3 separate regions of the Homo sapiens genome follow, and regions 2 and 3 are each linked to region 1. Evidence: chromatin contacts called from ENCODE Hi-C or POLR2A ChIA-PET data. All regions are on one chromosome and are shown on one strand. The core of a region is the stretch at or near the end of the contact, and the rest is flanking DNA. Distances in the headings are between cores, read along the strand shown. Region 1 overlaps KLHL29 (kelch like family member 29). Region 2 overlaps KLHL29 (kelch like family member 29). Region 3 overlaps KLHL29 (kelch like family member 29).

Region 1 (4,186 bases), core at 926-3,425:
CCACACATATGAAACAGCAGCAGTGTGTCTTTCTCCCTGAAGACGAGCAGGGAGCTTTGTCACAGGTTGCACGGCTCCAATCTCTCCCCGACCCCATTCACCATCCTTAGTGGCTTCGCTGGAGCATCCGCTCTCTCTCCCTTCCTGCCCAGCTGTCCACCTGTCACACCCAGCACAGCCCTGAGGTGCTGCCTCTTCACACGTGGCTCCCTGAAGGACAGTGGGGCTCTTGCTCCTTTTCTTGTAATAACAGCACCATCCACCACTCCTCTCTGAGGAACGGTGGGTAGAACCGATACTTCTAGAACAAGTGCTTGGGGCTTACTGCTATCAAAGGTGGGAAATGCATCAGATTTAAATTACCTATTGTAAAAGTCAGCCAATAATTCCTTACATAGTTTCCCCTAATATGGAACTTTGGGAGCCTCTGAGTGTGCACGTGTGCATGTGTGTGCGTGGGCGGGTGCATTTGCGTGTGCATGTTTCCTGTGAGAGAATGCATGGCGAACGGAAATCAGACTCGGTCACCATTTGGTTTATCTCCTTGGTTCACTTTGACTGCTCTACACTGTTAAATTGTTTCTATTATTTGTCATCTATGCTTTCATTTATAACCAAAGTGGACCGCTTTGGCTATAAAAAGTGACAAAGACAGGAAACATAAAAAACATTTATGTGGAGCCACCCCAAGTTAATGAGGAGCCTAAGAATGATAATTCTGCAAATTTGCCTCAAGGTTGTTTTTACCAGATCCATAAGTTGTGATCATCTATCTGATCCAAGTTCTTATATAGGTCATCTAAATGTCTTTAGTACATCAAATGAGAGGAAGAAAGAAGGGTGTGGGGGGCAGATAATACAGAGATAATTTAACCAGCTTGCCTTTTATTGATTAGAAAAAATTATTACCAGCAATGTGTTATTTGGAAGAAGGACTTATAAATCTCTCTCCGAATCTCGCTTTATCTCATCATTTAGATAACATTTGAACATTACTAAAACACTGCAGTTGATTTTCCTTACGCTCAAAAATGCACGAATTCTAACGATCGGGTCACAAAAGCAGTTTTTATCTATTTTTAAAGCTGATGCACATAATTAAGTTTCAATTATGTTTTAGATATGTTGGTCCCCAAACCAAAATGTCATTTTTTATTTGTCAACAAATCAGTCTTTCCTTGCACAACTAATTTAAAGGAAATGAAATGTTGTGTATAACGTTAAATGGGAAAATGTTGAAATGTGTCTTTATATATAATGAACGTTATTAAAAAATGGTCTTTTAATGCTCATTTAATATAATCCTTGAATAATATACTCATATAAAATATTTAACTAAAAATCTTTTTTACCATAAGCCATGCAAAAATGATAAAATGATTTTTTTTAATTGTAGGGGGTTTGTGAAATTATAGATTACTGTGAAAGGAGTTCATTAGTCAAAAACAGAATTGGAAATGCTGATCTAGAGACACAAAGCCCAGGGATTTCAGGAGGGAGCTGGAGAAGGGGAGAGAAGTGAGGGTGGGGAACAACCAGTCCCCGCCTGCTAAGGAATGTATGGCTTCCTCCTTGGGCGCCAGCAAATACCTCTCTCTCCAGGGCCGGCCAGACCAGGGTCCCATAGCAAATGCCAAAAGCTAGCCAGAGGTGAGGGCATTTAGGAGTGTTGCCTTTGAGTTCATCCTTCAAAGAACGCAACGCTGGGCAGGTAGCAGGGTGAGCCCCCTGCCTGCGTCCTACCCTGGTGTGGGGATAGGGAGTGAGCTGGAGACACAGATGAAAGGAAGCCAGTGTCCCCCCAGACTGCAGCCCCGAAAGGAGCAGCCCTTGGCTGATCCCCGCTAAGCTGCTTTGCCAGCTTGCCTTAGATTAGACTGGGTGTACTGGGTGCAGGCGACATCATTTCTGAGAACTGGCTGTCACATGACTTGGCAGAACAATAGCAGCCAGGTGGAATTTTGTTCCTTGTACCATTTGTGAGCACTGGAAGGACCACAGGACAATAGTGATCCAGGCTGGGTCTCTTTCTTCATAGGGCACAAATCAAAGCCCAGAGAGGTGGGAAGAGGCCGCCCAGGGCCTCAGGGTGGCCAAGAGCATGCTGTGTATACATTCTCCCAGGCTCCCATGTGTGCATTCTTCCAGTGTTCTGGGACAAGGGTGTGTGCCATTTCAAAGATACTGATCACAGAGGATGACTGCACCCTTCCCATGCCTGGGGAGTGCCTTTGAGGTGGGGAGATGGCCTCAGGGTCATGGGAAAGGCTCTTGGGAGGGACAACTGGGTTCTGGAAGGCTGTGGGAAGCGGGGAGGAGGGGATGAGTAGGGCAGAGGGTTAACTTACGCAACAGCAGAAACCATTCTACTGTACTCAGGCTCTGCAGGTGTTTTGTGACCCTCCTGCAGGAACATTTATTTGTATCTGTTCCAGCTGGTTGACCTGCCACAACCCATCCTCAAATGTATCAATCCAAGGTACTATTATTTATGGAATCATTGACTCATGAGCTCCCCAGGGCTCCCCTGCCAAGTGACTTCCCGGCGGCCACTGGTCACCTCCAGGAGCAGGAGCTCCTAGCCCAACTGAGGGGAGGCCCCTCTTCCATCAGCTTTTCCCCTCCAGTTCTGGTTCTTTCTGCCCCTCGGGGTCTCCCAGTGCGCACCTGGTCCGCCTGCTACAGGAAGGCCTTTCAGGCATGTAAAGAAGCAAAGACACCCTCCCCGCTGCTGCAAATAAACGCCCAATCTGCAAGAATGTCTCCTGCCCTGGCTCACACATACTTTTCATGTACTTTTGGCATCTGAGTCACGTCTCTAAATGGGCTGCAGTTTGTCAACATCCCATGGAAAGTATGGCCCGAGAATCCAGTGCAGCACTCAGAGCCGTGACTGGGACAGCAAAGGGCCAGGTTGCCAGCTCTTTCTGCCAAGGTCTCAGTGCACAGCTGGACCCAGCCTCAGCTGACAGCTCTTCTGGAAGCTTCTGTGTTCTAGCGGGGGGTGATACAGTCTGCCATGAGGGTGAAGTACACATGACGCACCCTGAAATCTAACCTCTAACAGAGCCACATGTGTCATTCAGAAAAGAACATTGCTTTCAAGGCCTTTTCTTATTCTAACCAGAAAAGTGATAGCACTCTTTTATAGAGTGATGTGGATTTGAGCCATTAAACGATTTGCTTACTGATACCCAGGCCTCTTGATCTGGCATTTCATATCCCAGGTGACCGCTGCATGGTGCCTCTGAATGTCCCTACTCTTTTTCCCAAAACAGTACCTAACAGGAGCTCAGGTCTCCTGACTCCACAAGAAGGTGCTGGCTAATTGCACAGCCGAAAACTGTGCAAGAGCCAGTTTGAAAGGGGGCCACACGTTGATCATTCTGGGCTGAATATTTTTGCGGCGTTCTATATTTACACCAAAATGGAGGTGAACTTAACAATACGGTGTTACCACAGGAAATGAATGAATCTGTCAAAAATCACTCTTTTACTGAATGACTTCTTTAACCTGAGCTGCCAGAAAAGTCTCTCACAGTGGGAAGTCATGCTTTAGATGGTGTGTCCTGATGAAAAATTGATATTGGCGGAAATAACATTTTTTAAAACTTCTAGGTGTTAACAGTAACTTTGAGTTCTCTGTGAGGCTCAGAGGGGTGGCGTGTTCTGCGTGGCCACATCCGTGTTTATTAGTTTATGGCCTTCTGCTGTGGCATTTCATCATCACAGCAAAATTGCAACCTTTCAGCGCCTGCGGACAGTCACGTTAAAATGGCTTTGAGGGAGAGATGGCTCATGTGGTCAGGCGTTTTGGTGTCACACTCAATTGGCTAAACATAGTAATTTTGGGGTCTATTATTGACTAATTTGGGTAATTCACCTACTGGGAAATATTTTAAGATAAAAATGTAAAATCCTGTCAGTGTATGAGCAAGGTCCTTGATGTCAGTTTTGTGACATATTTTTAAACACTGGAATCTGTTCTGTGGAATATTCTGGCATGTTGTAGTTAAGTAAAACAATGTTGGGAGCCCATCAGCTGTCTGTTTGCCCATCTTCCTGTGCTCATGGAGGCTCCTATCTGGGTGGTTATTTTATACCTGGGCGGCTCCCGTTTAATAGAGAATGCCATTAACAAGCGTGCCAGAGTCTGTCTCTGCCTGCAGCCTTGATTAGCCATCAG
Region 2 (4,186 bases), core at 451-2,950, 160 kb after region 1:
TGTTCCAACCCTGTTCTTGGCTCACCTGTGAACTTGCTACAATTTCCCAGTTCCACTCCCCATCCCATCCAGGTAGGGATTTAAGCTATATTTCAGGGTGGTAAGGTGGGCCACTTCCAAAGGAACCCATCTCTTCTTGAAAACATTCAAACTGATGAGAAAGCAGAATTTTACTTTCAGGGCACTCCCCATGTAGTAGGTTAAATAGTACCCCACCCCCCAGCCAAATATATGTCCACCCAGAATATCTAAACGTGACCTTGTTTGGAAATAGGGTCTTTGCAGAGGTAACTAAAGTAAGGCTCAAGATGAGACCATCTAGATTGGGGTGGGCCCTAAATCCAATGACGAGTGTTTTTACAAGAGAACAGAGAAGGAGATTTGACAACACAGAGAAGGCCACGTGAAGACGGAGCAGAGATGAATGATGCCACCATAAAGCAAGGAATGCCTGGAGCCACCAGAACTGGAAGAGGCAAAGGACCCTCCCCTGGAGCATCCAGAGGGGGTGTGGCCCTGCTGACAGCTTCACTTCAGACTTCGGACCTCCCAAACTGTGAGAAGGGACCTTTCTGTCCTGTAAGCCACCCACTGTGTGGTCGTTTGTTGCCGCAGCCCCAGAAAAATGATACCCCATGGACACCCCATGGAAGGGTCTCTTCCTAGCATCTCCTTCAAGAAGGTCCATCCGCGTGGGACTGGATTTTTGCAAAACATGCTCTTGATGCTGTGAGTTTAATCCAGGAGCAGCAGGCTGACCTGCTGACCTCGTCTCTGCTGAGTTGAAATGAAACACCATCACACCTTCTTCCTTGGTGTCGAAAAATGTTTCTACAAGCTTCCTAATGATCACCTGCCTGCTTCCTATAACATATGGACTCCAATTTGGAAAAGTTTCAAAGGGCGATTAAAGCGAGAAGCTCTAGTACTCCCATGTCCCTCTCAGAAGGGAAGGAGCTGGGTGCGTCATTTACGTGCAGTGGTGTCTCCAAGGAGGGGCAGACTTGTGAGTAGGATCAGACACTCGATGTGGCCTCCATTTAAAGGGAGCCGACATTGGGACTCTTACGTAGCTGGAGTAAGAAAATGGAAACAGACGTGCTGTACTGGTTATAACCCTCACAGAAAGCTCTTGATCAGACTCAGAGAGCATCAGGGAAATTCTTTAAATCAAAAAACCACATAAGCCAAATAAAAGCTCCAAGCCCCAACCACTCCCCTCTTCTCACAGACTTTAATTCAGAAGAAAATTCTCTTTGCTGCCATCTCTGCTCCTCTTTATCTTGTTGTAATTGAAAGGAGAAAAAGTGGGCAGATTCATGGACTCGGACACTCCTTCCCGTTAAAGACTGTGCTTTGACTGTGTTATTGCCAGCAGGTCATTTTATAGAATTCCAGGAAGGAACTGGTTCCAGTGATCCACGGTGGGCCTTCTAGAGACAGAAGGGCTCCACAAACCCACCTGCCTGGAGGAAACTATACCCAAATGTCAGCCGAGGCTTATGGGCCTATTTTAGAAGATGAGCGATCCCCAGGCAGGCTCCAGCCGGCCTCCCAGGTCTGTGCCGTGTTTTTCTCCAGCTGCTCCCCTGGGCCTGGGTATGAAATTAGATGGCAGCCCACTGTTTACCCAGCTGTTGCTGGTGCCCAGAGCCCATACCGGGGCAGGCGGCGGTGCTGCTCAAAGGATATTTATTCCTTAACCGCCCAGGGACTGGGGGCAGAGCTGCGTACCCTGCTCCTGGAAACAGGCACCCTCCTCCCAGCTTCGCCCTCTGGGGATTAGAATGGCAGAAACTCTGGGACTAGGGAGGATCCAAATTTGGAAAGTATTGGCTCTGCCCAGCGGTGTTCATGCTCGTAATTTACGTCTTGGAAGTGATTTAATAACTTGAGTTTAATTTCTTTGGAGGAACATGGCAACAGCCTGAGCTCATCACGTCCCTCCAAGCCTTTGGCGACATTGTAATCCCAAACTGGCAGTGCTGGAGAAAGTGCCTAGACTTACTCTGGGCACAGAGGCTGGGGCGGAGGGGGGCGGTGCCCATGAGGGACAGAGGAAGTCAAGAGGCCCAGCACTTTGTCTAGGAAGTTTTACTCAGCCTTTATTTTATTTTATTTATTATTATTTCTTGTTTTGAGACAGAGTCTTGCTATGTTGCCCAGGCCGGAGTGCAATAACACGATTTCAGCTCACTGCAACTTCCGCCTCCCAGGTTCAAGCGGTTCTCCTGCCTCAGCCTCCTGAGTAGCTGGGATTACAGGCGCCTGCCACCATGCCCAGCTAATTTTTGTATTTTTAGTGGAGAAGGGGTTTCGCCATGTTGGCTAGGCTGGTCTCGAGCTCCTGACTCAGGTGATCCACCCACCTTGGCCTCCCAAAGTGCTGGGATTACAGGCATGAACCACCACCGCCAGCCTACTCAGTCTTTAAAATAAGGAGATTATGCAGAAGACACAGACCGTAGTACCAGACCCCAAGAGCAGGAAACGGCTGTCAGATTGGGTACACACCCGAGTGGGCTGAATGAACAGGCTCTGTCGGCCTAATCTGCAAGTGACTGCTCGCCAAGAAACCACACCTGTAAAGGTTAGGGCAGTACTCCCACGTGCTCGGCAACATGGCAGCTGAAATCGGTATAAGAAAGGAGATGGATTACAGGAGGTGGAATCCGTTACTGAAAGATTCTTGGAGTCTAGCGGTGATAGCTGCAGCTCACTGCTAACCGGGAGATTTATGTGACAAGATTATCAATGGTATTAAGCACATTTAGAAGAGAGGATTATACCTACTCCTGGGTCAGTTCTGTGCCACCAGGCCCTGTTCTGGCCAGCGTGTTAACAGATGGACTGCCGGCTGCATGAAGGTGAAGCTAAACATTTGCACAGTCACGAGAAGAGGGGAGGCTCAGATGATGAGTTCATTGCTGGGTGGCTAAGTTCAAATCCAAGGGAAGGATCTGGTTTTGGGTCTCTGCCAAATCCTAGGAAAGATCTATTTCCACCTCCTCCCTTTCTGCCCCCCAGGCTCCCCACCACCATGCCCACCCCTGCCAGCCTGCCCAGATTTTTGGCTTGGTGAACTCCCTCACCAAGGGGAGGGGACCCATATGTAACTAGAAGCAGGAGGGCGGTGTCGGAGGCTCCAAGGGGTGATAGGAAGGAAACAGTGCCAAGCCCACCAGCCGCCCTCCCAGAAACGAACTTCCAAGCAATAGCAGACTCTGCTCCAGAGAAGGAGAAGCACTTTATTTGCTCTACCACCGGGGAGAGTTTAAAATTAGACCAGGCGAAGCTCAGGAGGATATGCTGTTGGGAGCAGTTCTGGTGGCCTTTGGAAGGGTTGGCTGGGATGTGGCTGATGGGCTTTTTTCATTCCCAATGTTTAAGCCTAGCCTGGAGCCAGGACTATGCAGAACGAGAGCACACAGAAGGCCTCTGGGGAGGCTTAACTATCTAGGGACACCTCTCAGCCCTGTGTCAGGAATTGTTGCAGAACCCTTGAAGTAAGCAGAGCTTAAATGGAGTGTGACCTCAGAAAATGCTACTTAAAAAAAATTGTGGTAAGCGATACATAAAATAAAATTTGCCATTTTAAAGTGTACAATTCAGGGGTGTTTTGTACATTCCTAAGGCTGTGGGACCATCACCACTATCTAGTTCCAGAATGTCTTTATCACCCCAAAAGGAATCCCCATACCCATTAAGAGCAGCCTCCCCCCCATTCCTTCTACCTAAAAGCATTACTTTTTTTTTTTTTTTTTTTTTTTGAGACGGACTCTTGTCCAGGCTGGAGTGCAATAGCGTGGTCTCAGCTCACTGCAACCTCCATGTCCTGGGTTCAAGCAATCCTTCTGCCTCAGCCTCCCAAGTAGCTGGGATTACAGGCACCTGCCACCATGCCCGGCTAATTTTTGTATTTTTTAGTAGAGATGGGGTTTCACCATGTTGGCCAAGCTGGTCTTGAACTCCTGACCTCAGGTGATCCGTCCACCTGGGCCTCCCAAAGTGCTGGGATTACAGGCATGAGCCACCGCGCCCGGCCAGCGTTACTTTTTAAAGTAAGGATCGGGGGATGACCTCAGGAAACGTCCATTTAGCTGATGTTGGGGAGGGAGAAGCCCTTGTGCTTGAGCTTAGCCCCTCCTTGGTGCCCCTCAGCCTCGAGAGGGCTGCCTGCCCCTCT
Region 3 (4,186 bases), core at 778-3,277, 140 kb after region 1:
GGTGTGTCCAGGTCTCCATGACAACATGGAAGGGCCTTATGCTCAGAGGCTCAGGAGAGCTGTGTGGGAGATAGTCTGGTTAACAGAGGCCAGGGTACTCCGGGTCTCTGATGCCGCCCGAGATCAAATCATAGGGCTGTGATTATGAAAGGGAACTCAACTCCTGGAGGCTAACACCCTTTGCGACTTGAGTTGTGCATTTAGCTAGGATCTAAAGGCTGGGGATCCTGGACTCTTTATCACTTTCTAGTACTCGAACCTCAAGGGATAACTTATTCTCAGTGAGGTCCCTCGACCCTCAACTGGGAACCATCCATGCCCTGCCGCCTCACAGGCTACTGTAGGAGGAAGAGAGATTTATGTAAAGGGCTTTGTCCACTATAAAGTGAGTCTGCACACGTGGGTGGCCGCATCCTATCACGTGTTGGAGGAAAACACGTCCTGAGGAGTTCACGGCTCTTTTTTCACGGTGGGGTGGGAGGGGATAAAGTCCCATCCATAATTAAAATATGCACATTTGTGTCATTCAGGGCAGTGAGATGTGGCAGAACAAACAGTATCACTTTTAACTGTGACTGGGTTCAAATCCTGCCTACTTACTTTGGCCACGTGATCCTGGGCAAATTGTGTATTCCTTGTCTGTGAAGTGGGGCTAATTAATGATCCATGCTTTGTGGGCTAGCGTGACTCTGAAATGAGCTAATGTTTGAAGGCCTGTTATTGAACCCAGAGAAGGGGCTTCATGGATGCTGTCAGTTGTCGCTGCCTGCTCCAGTCCTAAATCACCCTTCTCTCCACCCTGTCACCACAGGTCCGGGCTCTGTTTCCCTGTGAGAAGCCGCCTCGGCCCACCGAGATGTCCCGGCACCATAGCCGCTTCGAAAGAGATTACCGGGTGGGCTGGGACCGCCGCGAATGGAGCGTCAACGGGACGCATGGGACCACCAGCATCTGCAGTGTCACCTCGGGGGCCGGTGGCGGCACAGCCAGCAGCCTCAGCGTCCGGCCCGGCCTCCTGCCGCTGCCCGTGGTGCCCTCCCGGCTGCCCACCCCGGCTACAGCTCCTGCTCCCTGCACCACCGGCAGCAGCGAGGCCATCACCAGCCTCGTGGCCAGCTCTGCGTCTGCGGTCACCACCAAGGTAAGATGTGGTGTCATCTCTGAGCAGGAGCCGGACAGAGGGGCCCTGCCTCCCTGCAGGCTCAGGCCAGCCCCACAGGCTCCTGTGGGGCAGCCTGTGCTCCACGCCCCGAGTCCTCCAGAGTCTTGTCCTTCCAGGACCTGGGCCTGGAAACTGTTTGCGAGCATTCATGCGGGTTTTATTATCCATGAAGTCTTTCTCTGTGACTAACTTGTAGGAAGACAAGCAGGTGCTGAGGCCACTCATTGTCCTATGCCATGTTGATTAGATGCTATTAATGAGTGAAGTAACAGTGGACCTCCAAGATGGCAATATGGGGTTCCTAAATAGATAAATTGAGACCATGCAAGCATCCCTGGGGGTGCCAGTAACTTGGGTGTGCAAGAAGATACTGACAAGCAGTAACAGTCATAAAGGGTGATAAACCCACACTTTATTAACCACTGGGCCTCGTGTTCTCATATCCGTTGTCTCTTCTGAGCCTTGCCACAGCACGGTGAGGTCAGTACTTTTATCATCCCTGCCTTACAGTTGAGGACACTGAGGCACAGCAAGGGCTCAGTAGGCCTTCTAAGGGCTGGTCCAAGGCTGTGGGACCTTTCTGCAGAGGACCCAGGACTTGTCCCCACAGCTGGCTTCAGGGATGTCAGCGCCAGGTCATTCCCGTTTCTTTCAGAAGAGGTGGCTCCAGCCTTGGGAATGGCAACAGAGGCCAACCTGTGTTGCTGAATGGAATGTGGAAAACAGTGTTGCCAAGGCTCTTGCTTGGCCTTGGGCTGAGCTCGTCCTCCATCGTGCTGGCTGCTCGGAGCCCCTCAGGCAGCCTGAGTCCTGGAGGGCCGGGCCCCTGGCCATGGCTGTGGTAGGAAGGCCATCGGTCCCCATCCTGCTTCCTCACCGAGCAGGGGCTGTGCAGGCTGCCTTTGCCTCTGCTGGCCATTCGGAGCTGCCTCCCAGGAGCCCCCTTGGGGCAGTGTCCGTGTACATGCGTGTATGTGCCTGCATGCGTGTGTGTGTGCATGAGTGTATGTGTGTGCACATGTGTGTGTGTCTAGGCTTTTCTTTTCCTGCTTTCAGAAAAGTTGCCAGAGAAGTTAAAGGCGGGGAGCCCCAGCCCGGCCATTGTGAGGTGGCTGTGGTGCTGGAAAGCCGCGCTCCAGGTGTGCTGCGCCTTTGTCTCCTGGTTTTCAAAACTCCCTTTCAGCCCTGCTTCCCATTAATAACTGTGAGTGTTGCCGGCCACAGAGCCTGGCAGAGGCTGAGACAATGGAGCTATTGGAGGCTGGCTCGGAGCGCACTGACATCTTGCTGCAGTGCCTTATTGATTTTATTTTCCTGTTATGAAAACACCACCCCACTGAGGCGGGGAGGGAAAGAATGTTGGACAGGGGAGAGGAGATGGAGGATTATTTGGGCACGCTGCCCCCAGGCCAGCCAAACACATTCCTCCCCTGGGCGCCAGCCCGAGCGCTGGTCTGACTCAGTGACCTCTGCCCAGTAGGGCCAGCCGCTGGACCTGCTGGCCACATCTGGCAGGCGCTCTGCAGGGCCAGCTGTTGGCCATATGGAGAATGGCAGCCGCTGGAACCGACTGCTCGGGGCTCCAGGTGGGAGAGAGAGGCTGGGCCCGGAGGCCGTCTTGAAAGTGTCTGTCCTTTTAAGGATACATGCCTTTGTAGGGATGGTGTTGGGCTGCTCTGGGGGATGAAGTGGAGGGGCTCGGTGCTGGGGCTCCCCCACAGGGCTGTGCTGCCTGCAGAGCTCCCGCTTTGCTCCAGAGTGGCTTGATATTCACCATCCTTGACTGGCCTGATCCCAAACCACAGCCACATGAGAGGAAGGGAACCCAGTCTCAGACAGAAAACAACAGCTGGGGCAAGGACTGGGCAGGGTGGCCAGGAGGGGGAGAGGGGGCGAAAGTTCATTCCTGTGAGGACAGCCCGCTCCTTGGCATGTCACAACAGAGGAACTGAATTCTGCCTCCAGCCCGGCCTGTTTCCTGCAGGGGCTTGTTTGATTCCCCGGATTAAGCCCTGGTCCCTTGGTGCCCAGGAGCACTGGGTGGGGGGAAGGGAGGACAGCAGTGCTGGCTTCCCGAGCACCCCTGGCAGATTTGGGCCACAGTGCCTTCCCGCCGTTCTAGCCTGGCTCCTGCCCACCCAGAGGCCTGTCCCCTAGCCTATGTGTCTGACCCCGTGCCAAGACCACATCAACTGATGGGCAGGCCCGGGCCCAGGTATTTGCGGTTTCCCCGGTCAACAATGTGGGTCTTTACTGAGCAGGCAAGAGCTGGCTGGCTCTTGCCCTCGGGGAGCTCACGGCTCCTTGTGTATAACAAATCTGTGGCCTGGACAGTGTGACCAGATGACCCAAGAATGTCTCTCCCCCTGAAGTTATTGGCAGGGGAGGCCTAGTGCAGTGGCTACAGCCAGACTTTGGAGACAGACTGCCTGGATTTGAATTCCCTTCTACCGCTTGCTATCTGAGTGACCCTGGACAGGTTACCTAACCTCTCTGGGCGTCACTTCTGTAAAATGGGAAGAGGTCGTTGTACTTGCGAGCAGAGTTGTTGTGAGGACTGTGTGGGTTAAAACCTGTGTGAAGTGCTCAGAACAAGACAGAACCTGGCATGTGGTATTTCGAGTCTCATATTGGTGCTGACCTCCTCCTATCACCGCTGTCACTGTCATCCAGGTGAGGCCTATGGGACAAGGCTCTACCCTCTTAGGGAAAGGTGTTCATGTCCTTTTTTTTTCTTCTTCAGTAGAGATGGGGTTTCACCATGTTGGCCAGGCTGGTCTTGAACTCCTGACCTCAAGTGATCCACCCACCTTGGCATCCCAAAGTGCTGGGATTACAGACGTGAATCGCCGTGCCCAGCCTGAAAGGTGTTCCTTTCTAACCTCACCAAGAGGAAAAGGCAGGTCTTCAGATAAGACACAGCAGCCAGGCCCCAAGAAAGCAAGGAAAGGAAAGAGCATCTCAAACCTACCCCTTGGCTGGGACTCCAGATGCTCCGTAGGCAAGAGGGAGCTGGGGGGAAGA

Evidence for each region. Hi-C counts contacts between places; a loop is a spot of excess contacts on that map. ChIA-PET counts read pairs that join two places held with the same protein, here RNA polymerase II (POLR2A). Pooled maps may share reads with other maps.
Region 2: a map of psoas muscle shows a loop between it and region 1 (2.1-fold over the local background). The contact joins two enhancer-like sites. A Hi-C loop is called at or near these places in 3 of 168 maps with a recorded cell type or tissue (esophagus muscularis mucosa, gastrocnemius medialis and psoas muscle) and 3 of 50 pooled maps.
Region 3: a map of gastrocnemius medialis shows a loop between it and region 1 (11-fold over the local background). The contact joins two enhancer-like sites. A Hi-C loop is called at or near these places in 2 of 168 maps with a recorded cell type or tissue (gastrocnemius medialis and heart left ventricle) and 5 of 50 pooled maps. POLR2A ChIA-PET finds 5 or more read pairs at or near these places in 2 of 52 experiments (CD8-positive, alpha-beta memory T cell and endothelial cell of umbilical vein).

Annotation. Positions count from the first base shown.
Region 1 is chr2:23,423,841-23,428,026 of GRCh38, forward strand. All of the region lies in intron 1 of KLHL29 (kelch like family member 29), which reads left to right. Among named protein-coding and RNA genes, the nearest start is that of LINC02923, 39 kb to the left of the region's middle. RefSeq lists an enhancer at 1,748-2,248. Within about 2 kb of position 2,176, at least 13 of the 41 ENCODE cell types and tissues checked have a DNase peak (open chromatin) inside an H3K27ac peak, as active enhancers do; they include gastrocnemius medialis and psoas muscle, where a contact is called at or near this core.
Region 2 is chr2:23,582,616-23,586,801 of GRCh38, forward strand. All of the region lies in intron 3 of KLHL29 (kelch like family member 29), which reads left to right. Among named protein-coding and RNA genes, the nearest start is that of LINC02923, 200 kb to the left of the region's middle. Within about 2 kb of position 1,701, at least 6 of the 41 ENCODE cell types and tissues checked have a DNase peak (open chromatin) inside an H3K27ac peak, as active enhancers do; they include gastrocnemius medialis and psoas muscle, where a contact is called at or near this core.
Region 3 is chr2:23,561,341-23,565,526 of GRCh38, forward strand. KLHL29 (kelch like family member 29) reads left to right here. Exons shown (of 14, transcript NM_052920.2): 3 at 812-1,141. The coding sequence starts at 857. Among named protein-coding and RNA genes, the nearest start is that of LINC02923, 180 kb to the left of the region's middle. RefSeq lists a silencer at 2,693-3,054. Within about 2 kb of position 2,028, at least 15 of the 41 ENCODE cell types and tissues checked have a DNase peak (open chromatin) inside an H3K27ac peak, as active enhancers do; they include gastrocnemius medialis, where a contact is called at or near this core.